Regions from separate parts of the Homo sapiens genome. Here regions 1, 2 and 3 are each linked to region 4. The links are chromatin loops, found by intact Hi-C in ENCODE. Cell type or tissue: dorsolateral prefrontal cortex. All regions are shown on one strand. Region 1 has its middle 96 kb from the start of FOXD2. Region 2 overlaps LINC01389 (long intergenic non-protein coding RNA 1389). Region 3 has its middle 3.4 kb from the start of PDZK1IP1. Region 4 has its middle 23 kb from the start of LINC01738.

Evidence for each region. A loop is a pair of places that touch in the nucleus more often than their neighbours do. Peaks named below come from ENCODE experiments on the same cell type or tissue, not always from the same donor. Only the 100,000 strongest peaks of a DNase experiment are listed, where the experiment ranks them.
Region 1: a loop joins it to region 4, with 8 times the contacts of the local background. A loop is called at or near these places in 63 of 110 quality-filtered maps.
Region 2: it touches region 4 in a loop (3-fold over the local background); 44 of 110 quality-filtered maps call a loop at or near these places.
Region 3: it touches region 4 in a loop (5-fold over the local background); 67 of 110 quality-filtered maps call a loop at or near these places.

What each region holds. Positions count from the first base shown.
Region 1 is chr1:47,531,376-47,536,375 of GRCh38, reverse strand. No RefSeq gene overlaps it. Among named protein-coding and RNA genes, the nearest start is that of FOXD2, 96 kb to the right of the region's middle. In dorsolateral prefrontal cortex, no CTCF peak of the experiment used is centred here; a DNase peak (open chromatin) is centred at 2,965; H3K4me3 peaks cover 1,197 bases; H3K27ac peaks cover 964 bases.
Region 2 is chr1:47,385,924-47,390,923 of GRCh38, reverse strand. It overlaps LINC01389 (long intergenic non-protein coding RNA 1389), which reads left to right. Exons shown (of 5, transcript NR_126355.1): 4 at 4,568-4,676. Among named protein-coding and RNA genes, the nearest start is that of FOXE3, 28 kb to the left of the region's middle. RefSeq lists a silencer at 2,673-2,967. In dorsolateral prefrontal cortex, a CTCF peak has its summit at 1,976; a DNase peak (open chromatin) is centred at 1,983.
Region 3 is chr1:47,190,961-47,195,960 of GRCh38, reverse strand. No RefSeq gene overlaps it. Among named protein-coding and RNA genes, the nearest start is that of PDZK1IP1, 3.4 kb to the right of the region's middle. RefSeq lists an enhancer at 3,571-4,520. In dorsolateral prefrontal cortex, CTCF peaks have their summits at 2,689 and 2,890 (motif pointing left); a DNase peak (open chromatin) is centred at 2,900.
Region 4 is chr1:47,708,638-47,713,637 of GRCh38, reverse strand. No RefSeq gene overlaps it. Among named protein-coding and RNA genes, the nearest start is that of LINC01738, 23 kb to the right of the region's middle. RefSeq lists enhancers at 2,328-2,828, 4,615-5,000 and a silencer at 2,898-2,967. In dorsolateral prefrontal cortex, CTCF peaks have their summits at 2,777, 2,976 (motif pointing right) and 3,956; DNase peaks (open chromatin) are centred at 2,957 and 3,600; H3K4me3 peaks cover 2,371 bases; H3K27ac peaks cover 1,660 bases; H3K27me3 peaks cover 5,000 bases.

The DNA.
Region 1 (5,000 bases), 180 kb after region 4:
CAAGTAGCTGGGACTACAGGCGCGCACCACCACGCCCAGCTAATTTTTTGTATTTTAGAAGAGACGGGGTCTCACCATGTTGGCCAGGATGGTCTCGATCTCCTGACCTCATGATCCTCCCACCTCGGACTCCCAAAGTGCTGGGATTACAGGCGTGAGCCACCACGCCCTGCCCAGACTCCTTTTTTGAGGCAGACAGAACTGAATTTTAGTCCTGGCTCTGATACTGATTAGTTCTACAGTCTGGGTAAGTTATTTAGTATCAGTTAGCCTCAGTTTCTTCACTGGTAAAATGGGATTGTAAGTTATTGTAAGAATAAAATGAAATACAGATTGCAACATCAAACCTGACCCAAGCAAAAGCACAGTAATAAATAATGACAATTTTATTACCTGCCACATATCAAGCATTTTCAATGAGTGAGAACTTGCATCCATTTGCAGTGAGCCTCAAAACACATCCTGCCTGGCCAGGCATTCACAAGCATATCCAACATACCTATTCCACACCAGGTCAGGTCTCTGTTGGCCAAGAGTTAAACTCAGCCTCTGACCTCAGAGCTCATGGTCTTGAAACAAGGATGCTCCAAGCTAACACTCTAAGCTGGGCGAGAAAAGTGTATGCAGAGCATGAAACAGGGAAAGAAAGAGATGGTTCTGTGGGCTTCTGTGAAGAGTGGGATCTGTGCTGGGTCTTGAAGGAAGAATAAGACGTCCACAGGCAGGCTTTGGAAAAGAGCATTCCAGATGCAGGGACCAGTTTAAGCAAAGGCTCCAAAGCAGGACCTATATACAGAAAGTTAGGATGCAGTAAAGAGGTTATTTGGGAAACAAAGCTGTCAAAGTTAGGCCGAGGTTGAAGAGCAAAGAATCCTGCACGGAGAGGATCTCACTTGGTTCTCTGGGCCAGAGGAGTGTCTCCTCCTGCTCCACACCCCCCTTCTTTTCCCAGCACCTGTGTAACTAAGGCAACAGCCCAACCTCTCTATGTCTATATATCCCAACCTCAACGGGCTCCTGGAGGTGAGAGGGTTTTGAGCAGGTTAAAGTGCCACCAACACTGAGTACTGAGTACTGAGTTTACATGTACACACACAGACAAGCACATATGCATATGCTCACGCACCTATGCACAGGCTCAGGAATCAGAAAGACTTGGCTTCTGATCCCAGCTTCTCCGTTTACTGCAGCATAATCCCAAGCAACGCATGTATCTAATGCATATAAAGCACCAATGTGATGTGTGCCATGTGGCAGGCACATACGATATGGTCATCATCTAACATGCTGACACACTCAAACTATCTGTTTCTCCTTCAAGAGGAAACTAGCACCTAACCCCATAACTTCATGAGACCATGCAGCCCAGAGATCAGCCCCCAACTCCTTCGTGTTACATATGCGGAAACTGAGGCTCAGAGAAGAAAGAAAGCAAACACAACTCGGAAGCAGAGGAGCACATGGCAAGAAGGCTTCCTGGAATGAGCAGTCATCGTGCTGAGTCTTGGAGATAGAATAGGACTCCCAAGGTGGCTCCATGTGGGAAGAGCATTTTAAGCAGAGCGAACAGCATGAGCAAGTGTCCAGAGATGAACTCAGGGAAAGGCCAGTCACCTAGTCTGGCAGGGCCAGGGATGGGGTGTGATAAAGATGAAGCTGAGGAGCTGGGGGAGGCTCTAAAGTCCAGGCAGGGAGGGCCTGCTAGGGCATGCTAGGGAAGCCAGAGGCCCTTGGGAGCAATGAGGAGCCCGATGCTGAAGGACAGCAGCGTGAGTCAGCATTTCAGAAAGATCCCTTCAGTGTCCGAAGCAGGACCAGAAGCTTGGCCCAGGGCAGTGCCAGGAGGGAGGGCAAGAAGTGAGTGGATTTAAGAGACACTGAGGAGATACAAGACTCCTCAAAGAGCATTTATTTCCTGGAGATGAAGACAGAGTGGACACGAAGCAAGCTGACACTCAGGGACTGTAGCTGTGGGATTTTGAACAGAGGAGCATGCTCAGAACAGGGGGCTTCCTAAGGACTTCTCCCCACAGCCAGCCACTGCCCCTCCTACAAGGAGTCCTGCACCACACCCCATTCCATCCCCGTGTGGAGGGCAAAGGCCTCAGACCCACAGGAGGAGGCCCATAGAGCAAGGTGGAGAAGAAAGCCCAGCTCCCCTCGAGGGGGGTGCCAGGGTGGCCCAGTCAGCGGGCAGTGGACCAACTTCTCCTCCAACTCTATCTCCATCTGGCTACCTGCCTAGGGCTGCCCTCAGCCTCTTCCTGTGTGCCTTGGAGCCAGCCCCTCGCTGCTCTGACCCTCAGTCTCCTCTTGTGTAAAGGGAAGGTAACAATTCTTAGCAAGTGAGGCTGCTGTGATCATTCAGTGAAGTGGCTGGCAGCTGCCATGCCCAGAGGGGATGCTCAAAGGGCGTCAGTTCCTTTCTCTCAGTAAATGATTCCTTTTATGTGTGATGTGTCCTTTCCAATTTACAAACCCTCTTCATTTACCTGCACACAACCCCGTGAGATGAATATTAGCCTCACCCCGGTGGACCGCCTGGGCGGGCAAACGCTCTCTCACGCTGGCGGGCAGGATTTGAACCCGGGTTCCTAGGGCTCTGCAGGCCGCCACTGTCCCCGTCCTCTCTCTGTCTCCGGCTTCTCCCGCCTGGCCTGCCGCGGCCCGCCGCCCCCTCCTTCCTCCCCTCTTCCGCCCGCCCCCTGCCCCCTGCCTCCTCCCTCCGCCTTCTCCCACCCCCTGCCCCTCGCGACTTCCCCCTCCCCCCCGATCCTCCGGCGCCGCCCCCTCCTCCTCCTTGTCCTCGCAGCCCAAATACGCGACACCTGGAGCAATAGCAGCCGCCCGGCGGCCTGGGCCTCATTACAGGCCGGCCCTTATCGCGGCGTGCATCACATTATTTCATTTCAAAGAATCCGCAGAGAAACCCGTCCCGGCCGACAACAGAAAGTAAAAACACAGCTGACTCCCATTAGGGCCCTCTCACAGGCTCCGCGTGAGGTAATGAAATATGGAAGCGGTGAGATATGTAATGCTTTATTAAGCGGTCTCAGCTACAACGGCGTGCATGCCAATTACGCCTGCAGGCTACCGCCCGCCCCCGGCTGCCGGACCACCCAGCGCGCCTCCCCCCGAGTCCCGGACGGGGAGAGGAGGAGCCAGGGGAGGAGGCGGGAGGAAGGGAAGGATGGGGAGGACAATGGGGGAAGAAGAGGGAGGATGGAGGAAGGGGGTGTGAGGGAAGGAGGAGAGAGGAAGAGGAGACAGCGGAGGTGACCAGTGCCAGCTGTGGGTCACAGCCTCATGTGGCCTGAAAGCCAGGCCTATTCTCTCCCCGAGGCCAATAGGCCCCTGGGAATCTCAGAGCTGGAGGACGCCTAGATTCCTGGAAGACCAGAAACGGAATCGCCAAAAATAAGGCTCAGAGAGGGAAGGACACTTACTGAAGTCACACAGATGAATCCTGAACAAGTTTGGAGGGAAATCAGGCCTCCTGTTTCTTAAACTAGATAGCTTCCATTCTATCAGACTACCTCTTCTTTTTCCCCTAATAATGTCTAAATGACAAAGTCCCGGACTTGTGTGGATGAGAGACGTGTTCATTTTTTACATCTGCCCTTCTGATGCCCTGAAATCCTCTGTGCTCCACCCTCCCCACACCCCCACCAACACATACACACTCTAACTGATCCTACATGTTTGCCGGAGAACACCTCATTTATTCAGTAATAAGAACTGAACAGCTACTGTGGCCAGGTGCTGAAGAAACAAAAATGAAACATTCATGCTGTCTGCCCTGGAAGAGCTCACAGTCTGGCAGGTGAAAATAACACCTAAACCAATAAGAGAGAGTGTACGGCCTTAGTGGAGTACCTGTCGCATAAAGAGAATCAGGCAGATCTTCCCATAAGGTCAGGGAAGCCCCAGGACATGTGATGTTGGTACAGTCTTGTGAGGTGAATAGGAGTTAGGAGAATAGGAGGAGAAAGCCCTGAGAAACCTGCCTATGAAAACTTTGGAGCACTGAGTATCCACAACTCATTCAAGGAATGACTAATATTTTTAGGAGGAAGGAATAGGACCAATGTTAGCTAAAGTGTAGAGATGGAGAGCACCAGAGGTTTTGTTAAAGTAAATTATTTAAATCAGTGAAAGGCAGGGTACTCATTCGTTTCTTGATAATTGTTTTCCTTTTAACCTTGCTCCCAATAGAATTTCTGCAAGCTATTCATACTATTTTAGAGTAGAAAGGTTCAGACCTCTGTTTTCATCATACAGGTGACATTACCCCCATTTTACAGATGAGGCTCTGAGAAGTAATTTGTATCACACAGAAAAAAAAAATGGGACTTTCATTTATTGTGAACTTAGTATGTGCCAGGTACTCTACTAAGGATTTTATATACATTTATTATCTCATTTGATCTTCAAAAAAAAAAACAAAAAACAAAATCCTGTGAGAACGTTTCCTAAAACTAACTTCTTTCACTCTTTATGTCTTCGGACAGGCTGTTCCTCCTGCCTTACAAGTCTTCCTTTTCCTTTACCTGGTGCACTATTTAGGCTTCTGGCTAAATAATGGGCTTCAGACAAAAGAGCCAACAATACAGTAGTTCAGATAGGGTAGAAGTTTATGCACTTCTCATGTAATGGCTTGAAGATAGGCATGTGGCCCAAGGTGAATGGGACAGATGTGCTCACCAAGCTCATCTGGGGGCTCAGGTTCGTTCTATTTTGTTGTCCCACCATCTCCTTATGGCCAAAACTTGTTCACTCACATCATGGCCACATTCCAGCCATGGGAAGTGGTGGCAAGCGATTTCACTTCCACTTGCTTTTAGTTAGTATAGAAACTCAGTCCCATGGCTTCACCTAGCTGCAAAGAAGGATGATAATTATCATCTCTAACTAAGTGGCCATGTGTCCTGCTAAATCTGAGAGGAATATTTCTGTTATTTAAAGGAAGAAGAGAAGAACAAAATGGGGAATGAACAACA
Region 2 (5,000 bases), 320 kb after region 4:
GCAGAATTTTGTCCAGCTGGTGACAGAAAAGAAGTCAGTAGTTCAAAGCATGAGGAGGGCTCTATCTTGAAAGTGGAGAGTGCACGTGGAAGGGACCCTAGAGCAGCCTCTAGTACCAAGGCCACCCCATGGCCAGCAGTGACCATGGTAATGAGGACTTGCTAGGAAATGGATTCTGCCAACAATGTGAATGAGCTTGGAAGTGATTCTTTCCCAGGGCCTCTGAATGAGAGCCAGGCCCAGCTGAAGCCTTGATTTCAGACTTGTGATACTGTGGGCAGAAAACCCAGTCAAGCCTGCACAGACTTCTGACCTACAGAACTGTGAGGTAATAAAATGGATGGTGGTTTTTTTTGTTTGTTTGTTTGTTTTGAGACAGTCTTGCTCTGTCGCCCAGGCTGGAGTGCAGTGCCACGACCTCGGCTCACTGCAACCTCCACCTCCTTGGTTCAAGCGATTCTCCTCCCTCAGCCTCCCAAGTAGCTGGGACTACAGACACGTGCCACCGTGCCCAGCTAATTTTTTTGTATTTTTAGCAGAGACGGGATTTCACCATGTTAGCCAGGATGGTCTCACTCTCCTGACCTTGTGATTCACCTGCCTCAGCCTCCCAACGTGCTGGGATAACAGGCGTGAGCCACCGCACCCAGGGATGGATGTTGTTTTAAGTCACTAAGTTAATGGTGATTTATTATGTAGCAAAAGAAAATTAATACACCTGGCTGTCCCCCTACCCATCTGCTCCCAAAACTCTTATTTTGTTTATGTTCCAAGAGGTGTTTTAGACTAGACTGCAGACAGGCAGACCTGGATTCGAGCTTGCCCTCTATAAGGATTTGCAGTCATGAGCACAGTAAACATTCACTAAACAGCAGCTGTAATGATAGTTTTTATACTCATACTCCCTCTGTAATTGATCCCAATTCCCTGCCCCACTTCTCTGGAAAGTTTGCACACCCTCCCCTGCACTTTGCACTTATTCTCCTACTGCATTATCAGACGTTGCTTCAGCCCCTGTCATGATGAAAGAGCTCTGAGAATGTGGAAGAACACAGTGGAACTTTCTGGAAGTCTGAAGTATCCAGTGAAGAGGGCTGCTCAGGGAGGGGTGAGTTATCTGTTGCTAGGGTAGCTACCTGTCAGGGATGCTGGAAGGGGTTGACTTCATGACATCTTGAGTCTGCCTCTAGCTTGTGTTTTCAAGCTGGCATTTTGTGGGGGGGGCGGCGTGGTGGGGGGAATTTTTTTTTTTTTTTCAGATAGTCTCTCTCTGTTGCCCAGGCTGGAGTGCAGTGGTGCGATCTCAGCTCACTGCAACCTCCACCTCCCAGGTTCAAGAGATTCTCCTTCCTCAGCCTCCCAAGTAACTGGGATTACAGGCGTGAGCCACTGCACCCAGCCTGGCACTTGTTTTATTGAAATATATATACACACACACACACACACATAAGCCAGGAGGCAGGTGCTAGAAGGTGAGAGACCTCTCCAGCTGGGGTTAATGGGGAAGGCAGAGTCAGGTATTAGAGTGAGGCATTAATTCATTCACTGAATTACTTGAACATGTATTCTTGACTCTGGCAGTCTTGCACTGGGAGATTCTGACATAGACTGAAAAATAGGTGAGATTTTGACAGCTTCTCCTGTGGAAAAAGTTCCAGGTAGAAGTCACATCATGATCAAGACCTGACAGATCCAGTTCTCCATGGAGCAGCCACAGGACAAGCAGGGAGTGCTGAAGCATGCGTTCTGCTAGGAGGGAGGAGGGATGGGACTTGTGGTTGTTTTGGTGGTGTGGGACAGGGAAAGGATGAGAATGAGCACAGTGGATCCTGGAAGGTTGGGGCTGGGATCAAGGAGTCTCCTAGTTCTGTGCAGGGATCCAGAACAGGGAGATGCAGGCTTGTGGGTACAGAAACAATTGACCAGCTGGCAGAAGCCATGAAAGGTGGATGCAGGATGGATCCTGGGCGCCTCTTGGTGGCCATACTGATAACTACACCTGGTAACACCCGGACAGCCAGTGCCCAGCTGATGGACTGCTTCACTTAACTCTGCACTGGGAGGACACCCACACCTACCCCGGACTATCTCTCATTGCAGTAAGAATGATTTGTGTAAATGCATCTGTGCCTGAGGCTGTGTGTCTTGTTGCCCAAATGCGTTGGTGTATACTTGTGTATGAGTGTATGCACGTTCATTTGTGTGTCTGAGAATGTGTATTGGTGCTGGTGACTGCGCACATGTGCAAGTTGTGCATGCATGTATGTACTAGGTGCTAGCATGTAAGTATGCATTTGCATGCACTAATGCCAAAACATGCATCTGTATGTGTGTATGTTTGTGCAGATGTGATCTCTTGTGTGCTTGTGTCTGAGTGCATGTGTGGTAATTTAAGTGTATGGGGCTTGGCTTTCTGTTACACATTGAAATAGTTAAGCTCCATAATCTTATTGTTTGTTTAAAGTTTGCTCTTGGATGCAGGCCTGTTCCAGAATAACTAGCAGATGCGAAAAGCATCCATTATGTATTTTTGCAATTAGCCGAAAACCCAGAAACTTTTCTTAAATGACAGACACAATTCTGTGGGTTGCTTATTGCTGGGAGCCACCTCCTCTCCCGGCTCGTCTAGTGCCCAGCCCCAACCCTGGCCAAGCCAGAGAGGGTTTGCCAACTGTCCCTAGTGAGATGGAAAAACCATTCAGGGTTTCAGAATACAGCTCAAGGGACAGCTTACAGTGAAGAGGAGGAGGAGGAAAACGGAGCAGCCTCCTAAATCTAAAAAGCCCTTGTCAAACTGACTCATGCAGCCCAGCTTCCTAGTCTGGACTCAGCTAAACAGACACTGGATAAAATTCACCTTCCTTTACCTGTTATGAAAGGTTTATCGCTTTATCTTTGCATACTCCTATCTCCCATTATTTGGTGCATGGACCCTCACCCCCTCCAGCTAAGTGGGTCTCTCCTGTCCCTCACTGCTATCTTTTTGCTACTGCTGTTTCTCTCTTTTCCAATGCAAACTGGGCACCTCCTGCCCACCAACAGCATTAATGCCAGTAAACTTTGTTAAGCACTTATCCCAGGCACTGGGGAGGACACCCAGGGAGGGGGTGGGAGGCAGAAACAGAGGCTTAGGGAAACTTCTCAGCATTTGGGTTCTTATGGTAAGGCACAGATCCTCATGATGCCCCTTAGCCTTTCCTCCCCACTTGTATATACAGGGAACTCTTATGTGTCAGAGAGTATGTCTGGAATTCCAGGTGGACTTCAGACTTAGATACCTACTTGAAGAAGATGATCCCCAAACCACAGAATCTCCAGAGTGAAAGACTAAAGCATTCTGCCAAATAAGCATCCAGGGCCTGCGTGCACACTTCCAGGGACGGTGATCATGTCCTCAGGCGCTCCAATTCAGTGTTGGGTGGCTCTGACCTTAGACGGTCTTCCTTATGTTGTTTCCACTGCCCTAGTTCTGCCCTCAAGCCCACATTGAATACATGTACTCCATCTCCCTTCAGAGGATTGTAGACAGTGGTGGTAGTCCCCTGGCCTCTCCTCACCATTTTGTTTTTGGTTTTGATATGGAGTCTCACTCTGTCACCAGGCTGGAGTACAGTGGTGTAATCTTGGCTCACTGCAGCTTCCACCTCCTGGGTTCAAGCAATTCTCCTGCCTCAGCCTCCTAAGTAGCTGGGACTACAAGCACTAGTCACCATGCCTGGTTAATGTTTTGTATTTTTAGTAGAGACGGGGTTTCACCATGTTGGCCAGGTTGGTCTGGAACACCTGACCTCAAGTGATCCACCTGCCTCGGCCTCCCAAAGTGCTGGGATTACAGATATGAGCCACCGTGCCCAGCCTCTCCTCACCTTTTAAGACAGTGGCAGCTGCTAAGTAAGATTATAGAAAGCCCACTATGCCAAGCTGCCATCCATGTGACAACTCCCTTAGTGGGAGAGCATTTGTGATACTGTTGCATGCAGTACTTCCCTCTCACTCTGTGAGCTCAGGAATGGCAGCAGACTAAGCAGCTGTTTAATTTGTGAGCTTTCACTATGGTTTGTCACCAACTGTCAATTCATCAACACTAAGTACCTACTCTGTGCTAGACACTGTGGATAAAAAGACCAAGACTTTTTTTTTTTCAACTTTTATTTTAAATTCAGGGAATACATGTGCAGGTCTCTTAATGGTTATATTGCATGATGCTGAGGTATGGGGTACAATTGATCTTGTCACCCAGGTAGTGAGCATAATTCCCAATAGGTAGTTTTTCCTTGCCTCTCACTCTTTTGCAGCCCCCAGTGTCTATTGTTCCCATCTTTGTGTCCATGCGTACCCAATGCTTAGCTCCCACTTTTAAGTGAGAACATATATTTACTTTTGTTCCTGTATTAATTCGCTTAGGATAATGGCCTCCAGCTTTATCCATGTTGCTGCAAAGGGCATACTTTTGGGTTTTCTTTATGGCTGCATAGTATTCCAGGGTGTATATGTACCACATTTTCTTTATCCAGTCCACCGCTGAAGGGCACCTGACTTGATTCCATGTCTTTGCTATTGTGTATAGTGCTGCGATGAACTTATGAGTGAATGCATCAAAAAGACCAAGTTGAACTTATGAGCGAATGCATCAAAAAGACCAAGACTTGATCCCTTGCCCACAAAGATACAAGGCTGTGAGTTTTCATTATCTGCTCTGATCACTTTGTTTACTGTGGTGGTTCTCAAAGTATCAATATCAGTATCACTTTACACATAAAAGAAATGCAGGGCTGGGAGCGTGGCTCACGCCTATAATCCCAGCACTTTGGGAGGCCGAGGCAGGCGGATCATGAGGTCAAGAGATCGAGACCATCCTGGCCAACATGGTGAAGCCCGTCTCTACTAAAAATACAAAAATTAGCTGGGCGTGGGGCCACATGCCTGTAGTCGCAGCTACTCGGGAGGCTGAGGCAGGAGAATCGCTCGAACCCGGGAGGCAGAGGTTGCAGTGAGCCAAG
Region 3 (5,000 bases), 520 kb after region 4:
TTTATAATGTATTCAACAACAAGATCTTGTGGAAGGTCCAATGACTATTGTACTTCTACAGTGGTGAGTATAAGATATATCTAGATATCTGCAATAATTATATGGTGATATGAAAATATCACAGACAGTCTGTGGTTTGTTGCCTTCATCCTACGGAAGAAAATGGTAAATTTTATTTATTTTTATTTATTTTTTTTTGAGATGGAGTTTCGCTCTTGTGCCCAGGCTGGAGTGCAATAGTGTGATCTTGGCTCACTGCAACTTCTGCCTCCTGGGTTCAGGTGATTCTCCTGTCTCAGCCTCCCCAGTAGCTGGGACTACAGGCGCCCACCACCATGCCTGGCTAATTTTTGTATTTTTAGTAGACACATGGTTTCACCACGTTGGCCAGGTTGGTCTCGAACTCCTGATCTCAGGTGATCCACCCGCCTCGGCCTCTCAAAGTGCTGGGATTACAGGTGTGAGCCACCACATCTGGCCGAAAGTGGTAAATTTAAGTTAGAGGTTAGTGAAATACAGATATAATGTTTCCCTGTCCATGTTCATGAGCTAGAGTTCTGTCCACAGCCCTCTGGGAAGGGAGTGTTACATGAAGGGGAGCCAGGTGAATGAATTCTTAAGTCTGAGAGGAGAGGGGCTCACCACAGTCCTAACCAGCCTGCTTCCTTGGGACCTTATCAAAATATGAAAAGCTATCATATTCTGTTAACGGAATCACAGGATCATAGGCTCCAGACCTGGAAGGGCTACAACCCTGCTACAGTTTCAGTATATGTCCCTCTAAAATTCATATGTTAAAACTTAAACCCCAATTAGCTGGGCATGGTGGCGGGGGCCTGTAATCCCAGCTACTCAGGAGGCTGAGGTAGGAGAATCACTTGAACCCAGGAGGGGGAGGTTGCAGTGAGCTGAGATTGTGCCACTGCACTTCAGCCTGGACAATGAGAGCAAAAACTCCGTCTCGAAGAAAACAAAAAAAAACAAAAAAATCCTTAAACCCCAAGGTGGTGATATTGAGGGCTGGGACCTCTTGGAAAGGGGTTAAGTCAGGAGGGCTTCACCCCCGTGAATGGATTAGTGTTCTCAAAAACGGGGTTGAAGGGAGTGTCCTTGCCCCTTTCACCTTTCCATCCCTCCCACCGTGTAAGGGCACAGCAAGATGTGTCATCTTGGAAGCAGAGGGCAGCTCTCACCAGATGCCAAGCCTGCTAGTGCCCTGATCTGGGACTTCCCAGCCTCCAGAACTGTCAGAAAGTAAATTTCTGTTCTTTATAAATTACCCAGTCTAGGGTATTTTTATTAAAGTGGTACAAAGAGACTAAGACAAACCCCTTTTGCAGACACCTCATTGGGTGACCTGGTCCATGGCCTCTGCTCTTACATGTCTAGGGAAGGAGAGCTCACCCTCCAGGACACCCTCATATCAGGCTGAACAGCTCTAACTGTCAGAGGAATGGTTGCCTTGTCTTCTCCTTCACATACAGAGATGAATCAGACACAGTCCTTGCCCCACAGATAGAGAGTGGAGAGAGACAAGGACTCAACTACAGCTAAAATGTTTTATTCATTGAACAACCTTTCTCTGAGCTTCTGCTCTTTGTTAGGCCAGTGGTAGGCACTGCATATACTGACATTTAATTTCATAAAATGTGTGTCGAGTGTGTACTCAGGCACTGTGCTCAGTACTGGCTGCTGAGGGAGAGATAGACATGATACCTTCCCTCCATGGAGACAGTTATTAAATGAGTAAACATACAAATCAGTGTGTAATTGCAACTTGTGATCATGGCTGTGAGGAGATGAGCAAAGGAGACTCATAGAAGGGAGTGACTTCAGATGGGAGAGAAGGGAAGTAAAGAAGTATTCTTGAAGAAAGGGATGTAAAGGAAGATCAGTTTGCTGGGCAAATAGGAGTGGAAGAGTGTTCCAGGCAGAGAAAAGAGCAAGTGGAGAGAAGTCTCTGATGTGGGAAAGAGCTTGGCTTTTGTTAGGAAGTGACAGGAGGCTCCGGGGCCAGACCAAGCTGGAGTGGTGGGTAAGGAAGATTGCCTGTGCCCTCAAACCCATGCAAAGAAGTTTGCATATTATTTTAAGGGCTGATGAATGCCATAAAAGGGTTTAAGCAAGATACGTTTGAAAGAATAAAACAAGGTCTCCAGGAGCTCTCTGGCTTACAGCAATGATATTAACAAGATGAAGTATTATAAGAATTAGTAAAGAGCTGGGCGCGGTGGCTCACGCCTGTTATCCCAGCACTTTGGGAGGCCGAGGCGGGCTGATCACTTCAGGTCAGGAGTTTGAGGCCACCCTGGCCAACATAGTGAAACCTCGTCTCTACTGAAAATACAAAAATTAGCTTGGTGTGGTGGTGGGCGCCTGTGATCCCAGCTACTCAGGAGGCTGAGGCAAGAGAATCGCTTGAACCCAGGAGGCGGAGGTTGCAGTGAGCCAAGATTGAACCACTGCACTCCAGCCTGGGTGACAGAGAGAGACACTGAGAGGGAAAAAAAGAAAGCTTTTATATTTGTGTTCTAAACACCCTTCTTGAATGTTCTCTGTACTTTTTCTCAGGCTAAGCTCTTTGCCTGGATTCCTCTCCCCAGACTGTCTGCCGAGTACAACACTCTGGCTAACTTTGCCTGCATTACCTCCTCCAGGATGCCTTCCTTAGCAATGTAGTCCACCACGCTGCCCTATGTCAGAGCCCTGAGCACTCCCTGTATGCTGTTCCCAGACTATTTACATGTCAATGTCCACCGTCCCTTTCTTCAGACCACCCCTGGAGGAGGGCAAAAGTGGGGGCTGGAGGGAGGGGAAGTTGCAGAATCTTCAGCAGCAAACTGGCTCCCTGCACGCCCAGTCTGGTATTGGAGCTAGACACTGCCACCTGCTGGCAGTGAGTGGAATGGCTGACAAGATGGGGTTGGGAGGAAGGAGACTGCTGGAAACAGTCCAGGCCCACTTTGGCTTTTCTGAAGGGCAATCGCATAAGGTCTGGCTGGATGGAGGGCTTGTCTAAGGGGCCTGATGGTTTTGCGTGACAGCTGGGCTGGAACAGGAAGGAGGAACTGAACGTCGATGGAACAGCTGCTCAGGACACACGGTGCAGCCCTGTGGGGCTGCTGAGACCTTAGTCCAGACCCTGGGCCCCAGCCAGACCAGTAGGGGGGCCCACCTTGTTACCATGGGGATCAGGGCTGTGTCCATACAGCTGGGGAGATGACCCTCCACCCGTGTGAAGACCTCCAGGGAGGAGGGACCAGCCTCAAAGCCAAGTGTCCACCCATGCTCCCTCTTTTCTGGAACAACTTGTTTTGCTCTAAAGCTTGGGACTTTGACCCAGGAGGTATGTTTTCCTCCTGTTGATCACCTGGTGTCCTTCCTGTTCATCCCCTTCCCCCACCACTCCCAAAGCATAGCCCAGGGGATCCTTTCCTTTCCCTGGGTTTTTCAGGGAAGTGGAGGATACTGGGGTGGGGAAGGCAGAACCTGGGACTTGAGTGCTGAGGGCACTGGTTGGAGGGGGTGGCACAGCTGTGACCCCCCCACCCTCCTTAAGTCTGTCCTTGCTTGGCTCCTGGGATACCCCACTTTCCTGGGGTTGCTTCCTCCTGTTTCCTCCTGCCCCTTCTTCCTTTGAAAGACCTTTGTGTGTTGGGGGCGTGTCTCCTTCTTTCTGTGCTCTCCCCTCAACACCCCTACCCCCGCTACACACACTGGGGAGACCATGAGCTCCCAGGCCTCAGTTACCATCCCTGTGCTGCAGACGGCTCCCAGATGTTCCACTCCAGATGCAGGGATTTTGCAGCCTTCCAGATGTCTCCCTCTGGAAAGTCCACAGGCACTGCAAGCATAATACCTCAAAATCTATAGCTCATTAATCCTCCAACCCCCCAAACTTGCTCTGGCCCCTACTGAGGCACTAGCATCTACCCAGCTGCCTACGCCAGAAACCTGGGAGTCACCTGAAGCCCTGCCTCCTGCCTGTACCCATTCTCCCAGCTTGGCACTGTGTTCCAGCAGCCACACCCCGGCTTCTCTACCTCCTCAACAGGGCTCAGATCTGTTCCCATGGGCACTTCCTGCCCAGGTCCAGGCACTGGTGTTGTGGCCACTGTAGCAGATCCCTGGATTTCTCTTCTCCAGCCTTTGCATGCCCCTTTCACTCTCCACACTGCATGGAGAGGTGTTTTCCCAAACGCAAAACTAACCATGTGACTCTCCTCCCTAAAATTCTTGGAGAAGGCACCAGTAGATGTTTGTTAAATTCAGCCCCATTCCTTACATTCCAATCAGTGATTCTCTGGCTGTTCATTAACATGCACAGTGCTTACTCCAGTCTGTGTTAGAAGATTCTGAGGACACCAAGTTGGGTGTGGGAGGGAGGCCAGGATATACATGTTTGGGAGGCATCACTCAACTCCAAGCAAAGTTCTCCCAGATCACCTTGAGACACTCCATCTTTGGATGGCAATGGGCCCGACTGCACACGCATGTGAACACACACACACACACCCACACACACCACACACACACACACACACACACACACACACACACACACACACACACACAGGAAGCAGGCCTGAGGCATGATGTCTGAGTGCTCCCGCTGGAGCAGGAAGGCAGAATCAACCTGCCATAGGAAGGGTTGCCCAGGAGGCCTGATGAATAGGAGTTTGGTGGCTTCAGGGAAGAGAGGCTGTGGAGGTGCCTTCAGCTCAGGTGCTGGCTCCTGGGGACCTTCCATCTCTGATGAGACTTTGTTCCAGTTGGCCCGCTCCTTTCTAGGGAGTCAGCATCTCAGCTTCCCATACTTCTGGGGTGGGGGGTGGGGCAAGGAGACCAGCATGACCCTTGGTCAGGGGCTTGCACAGGAACTCTGGCCATTCTCATTCCCTGAGCTGGAGGGCCAGGTGGACACCACGTGATCCTGGGGAGGCTTTTGCCTCTTCCGAGGGCTCTGGCTCCAGGGCCTCCCTGTTCCAGGGGCTAGGTGT
Region 4 (5,000 bases):
GGGTCACCACAGGGTTGGGGGAAGGGGGACATTTCTTGCTGGCTCTGACTGATATTGATGGATGGAGCGACTATTGTAAATGCTACCGTGTTGTGTAATCAGTAGGAAAATGTGACTCTGTCCCCAGAGATGCCAATGGCATTTTGGAGAAAATCCTATCCTTGATTTTCTGGGCCTGTTCAGTTGAAATGTCTGGGTGACAGGGACGAGCTAGGAGCTCTGATCCATGGGGCCTGGGCAGGGCTACTTGCTCTTCCAGCCCCTGCCTGAGACAGGAGGGGTTGGAAAAGTCACACTGTGGGCTCAATCTCAACTCTGTCACTTACTTGTTGTTGTTACTCAACCCCATTTCTTCCACTACGAAATGAGGACAGGAAAAGCACCAGGTCATTATGAGGATAGGTGAAAAGGTGCAGCAAAGCAGCTAGCACTTAGCATAGAGTCTCGTCCACGACTAATGCAAAATAAATATTTGTTGAGTTAGTGAACAAATGAATGAATGAATGAATGAATAAACGAGCAAACAAATGAATGCGCGTGAATGCATGAAGAAGCGTGGGCCAGCAGCAAGAGAATAACATTTGGAGTCAGGAGACCCAAGTTGGATCCATGCCTGTCACCTACTAGCTGAGTGACCTTAGGCAAGTCACTTAACCTTGCTGAGCCTCAGTTAATAATAGCAATAATCCCTGCCTCTCGGGTGGTTGTGAGGATTAAATGAAAGTGCTGGGTGGGACTGCTTTGTTAATGGCAGGGCGCTGTGCAAATGTTAGTTCTAATTATTCTCTACAATTATGACTGCTCCGCGGGAGGTGCGTGTGTGAGCGAGGGTAGGGAAGGCTGTGCATGTGGGGAGGTCTGTGACCAGGCTGTGTGTGCATGTGTATTGTGTGTGGGTGTGTTTGGAGAACTGGGGCCATTAGAAAAACCATCAGCCCTCTAAGTTGTTCTTTCTTTTGCTAAACTCAACCTGCCAGGCTGACATCGGAAGCCGGAATTAGTGGGAAGTCTGGGGGGACGGGATTAGCAGCTGAACTTTCTATTCCTGGAGACCCTCTTTTCTCAGGAGGTCAAAGCAATTTCCATATATTATCCTGCTGGCAGCTTGGGAAGGTCAGGGAAACAGCAAACACATGACGTGCATTCCTCAGATGGAGAAACCAAGGCAGGAAGGGCAGCTACTGTGGCCCCCTGCCGTACTCCTGTTTGAACCACCATCTGAAGGACTTTTCTGCCACCTGGGCCTGGCCTGCCTGGCTGGCAGCGGTTCATTCATTTGAGTGCTTATTGCCATCCCCTTCACCCCTGTTTCCAGCGCTGGGCTGTGAGTGTTCCACCAGAAGGATTAGAGCCAGGACCCTAAGTCCCTGCTGACTAGATGCATGCAACCATCGGAGGGTCTGACTTTGGCTCAGTGTTCACCTTTCACTCCCTGGCCAGGCTGTGGCCCTAACTCCCCTCCAGCAGATCTTCAAGTTCAGTTCTCCTCCAGAAAGTTGGCCTGACTGTCCTATCTGGCAGTTGTAGAAGTCGTTCTCCTCTGAGCCACAGGTGTGAAGGGACCAAGAGGAAGGGGGCTTGGAGGCCCAGCCGCATTGCTTCTGTTGATGCTGAGGGCCAGCCCAGAAATGTTCTGTGAAACTGACCAGAATAAGAGCAGCCCAGACAGAGGTAGTGTGAATGTGGAGCTGGTGAACTGAGAAGCCTCAGAGGAAGTTCTCTGAAGGGTTAGAGCAGTGACTGTCAAAGTGTCATGCATCACCTGGGAACTGCTGATTCTCCTGCCCCACACCAGAACTAATGTGTCGGAACCCTAGGGGAAGGGGCTTAGCAAGTGTTTTAGCAAGGCTTCTAGTTGATTCTGATGCTCCAGCAGTTTGAGAACCACTGGGCTCAAACTGCACCAACTCCCTGCACCTGCAGCCAGGCACCTGTCTCCCCAGCTAGATCTCAGGAAGCCCCACCTTCCCCACACTGGTTTTTGTTGGCTCTGAAGACAGCCCTAGACTCCGGGTCTTGCAGATGGGGAAGGTTACAGCTTTCATCTCGGGGTCTGTGTCCCCACCTGTAAGGAGGAGGAGGCCTCCCAGAACCTGTCCAAGGCCCTGGAGAAAAGTTGCTGAATTGCAGGACTGTGGGCAGCCGGCAACACAGTGCTGGGCTCATGTCCCAGCAGCAGCCCCAACCCTGAGCTCTCGGTTCTCTGGTTAGCCACGGAGGTATGTAATCCTCGGTTTGCCGCCCACCCACCACCAGCTGGAGTAGTCACACCAAATGCCATCCTCCCTGATTAAAGCAGCCATGGCGCTGGTACCCCGCGCTGGACTCAGTGCTCCAGTCGCCTGGCCCTGGTTCGTAATTCACCCCTCCCCCAACAGTCCTAAGAGGCGGGGTCCTCCCGGTTTTACAGATTCAGAACTGAGACCCAAAAATGTTCTGTAGTTTGTCTGAGACCTCACAGCCTGTTCTAGACTAGAATTTGAACCCGAGTCTGTCTGACTCCAAAGCCCTCTTCCTTAAACCTCGGTGAGAGCCAGACCCTAGCCTGGGAGCCGGGTGCACGTGAGGGGGGAAGCAGATCCAGTCTGGGTGCTGGCTCCGCTACTCGCCAGCGAGTGGCCTTGGGCCTGCTTCGGTTGCCCCATCTGTATAGTGGGAATAATAATTATTGCCCTGCTGGCCTTACAGGACTCCTGTAAAAAATCAAGGACGGGGTGGAAGCGAGTGGAAAACTACCGTGGTGTTCAAACGCTGTGACTGGGTGTCCCATGTGCTTTACAGCATACAAAGCGTACGGTATACAAAATGCATCCTCGTGTGGTCTCAGGTCACCCTCTCCGCAGCTAATCGATCCTCGCCTGCGCAATCATTGAGAGAGAGGAGTCAGATGCCGCGTCCAAGTCCAGCAGGACCGCGGGACACGGGTCAGCCCAGCAGCCGCCTGCGCCTCCGGCCACGAACGCAAGAGGGCGCCATGGGCCTGCAGCGAGCCCCGGCTGCCCGACCCGCAGAGCGCAACCTCTCTCGCGCTCCGCTTCGCCCCGCAGCTTCCAGGCTTCGCTCAGGGCCTGGAGGTGCGTGGGGTTCCAGGGGCGTCCGGGAGGGATGGCGGAGAGTTGTGCAGTCTGAACTTGAAATTTGAAGTCAGAAAAACCAGCTGCCTCTTACTGCTGTGTGACCTCTTGTGAGACGTTTGGCCTCTCTGAGCTTCATTTATAATTATAGGAATATAATTATCTGCCGCCACGCCAAGCCAGCCCGCCGCAGGCACCTAGGCCCATAAAAAGAGATGGCTAAGTCTGGCTCTCAGTGCAAACATTCACACGTTAGGATTCATGTAAAGCCCTTTCTCCTGCTCTCCCCGCCCCCACCCCCGTGTACTCAGCATCTGAAGCCCCTCCAGCGAGGTATGAATGGTCTCTGCATTCTCATTTTTTGGGCGCGCAGACTAAGGCTCAGGCTGCTCTTTCTGGGATCATGTGGCTCATCCGGACAGAGACTGGCTGGCCTTCCGGCACCAGCACCAGACTCCGACCCTTCCAGGTCCCGCGGCCTCGGCGCCAGCCGGCATGGCCTGGGAGAGCGGGCCTCGGCGGCGGGGTGCTGGAGAGTCGCTTCCAATCTTCCGCAGACACCGGGTTGCTCCGGAGGCCAAAACAGTCGGAGAAGCCTAGGGGCCAGAATGCTCAGCCCCACCCCGCCCGGTCCCCGCTGAAGGGCAGCGAAGGGCAGCGGGTGTTCGGCCCCCAGTTCTGGGCTCAGCCTCTGGCCCGACTGTAACCCGCCATCCCGAGATTGCCGGGCCGCAACGCGCGCCCGCGTGTGTGGTCGGGGCTCGGTGGCTCTGGGCACTGACGGCGCACCCCGATTCCCGGGTCTCGTGGGTGCTCCTGCGCGCTCTCCCCTAGCGGTCGGCTCGAGCTGCGCCAGCAGAGCCCCTCCACTGCGGTGGGACTGCCAGGGTCAGGCCGGGGGAGGGGCGGCCCCGCGGCCTAGCCCGCGCCCTCTGCCGCGGCTGTTTGCACACATGTAATTAGCGCTAATTATCCCGGGCTTTCAGCTCGCCAGCTCCCGGCTTGAGAGCCGCGCGCCCGGTGTGAGAGCGGCCCGGGAGCAGCTGCCCCTACGCGCGAGCCCTCTCCGCCCGGGCCGGGGACACTGCGGCTCCATCCGAGTCCCCGGGACCTTGCGTCGTGTATCTGTGTGTGCCCGAGTGCCTACACTAGTGCTGGCTCGCGAGCGTCTTTGTGTGTCCGCCGCTGTGTGTTTGAAGATGCCGCCGGGGAAGGTTCGCGGGAAGCCGACGCAGATGGGGAGAGGAGGGGGTCTCAGGATAGCGGTGGTGGGGATGAAATGGTTCTCAGCTGCTAAGGAAGGAAGCTCTAGCGCCCCACTCCCTCCAGTCTGCCGCGAGTCCTGCGTAAACAGGACCCCCCGGGGCCGAGAATCCCGGGATTGCTGCTGTAACCGCCCAGCCCAGGCGTTGTCAAGCCAAACAAGTTTCCCCGGCCCCTGAGCCGTTTCGTCCCTTCTAGAAGGCCCCCGGTGCTGCCACTGCCTGCTTGAACGGGCCACCAGCGCGCCTTCCTTCTACAGGTGGCAGGGCCAGGCTCTGAAAGGTTAGGGCGCTGGCCCCGGGAGCCGCAGCAGGCGGGGGGCGCCACCCCCAGAGCCGGATTCAGGCTCGCTAGAGCTCAGAGGGTCGGCTGGGGCCAGGGAGATCGCCTCCGACTCCCAGGTCCTCTTTTCTCTCTGATCTCAGAACCCCAGCCCTTGCCGACCCGGGTGCTGCGTACTCAGCCCGTTCCCGCCGCGTCCCTCCAGCCCTCTCCCAAGGGCCAGTTCACCCTCCTCCACTCGGAAAGGAACCAGAGAGCCAGGGGGAAGCAAGCTCAGCCCCAGGGGCCTTAGGCGGAGATGGGGGCGTCAGCCTAGGTCCCCGGAGCCGGGTTTCTCAGCACACCCTCCGCCCCTCGCCGCTAGAGCGGCCCCTGGCCTTC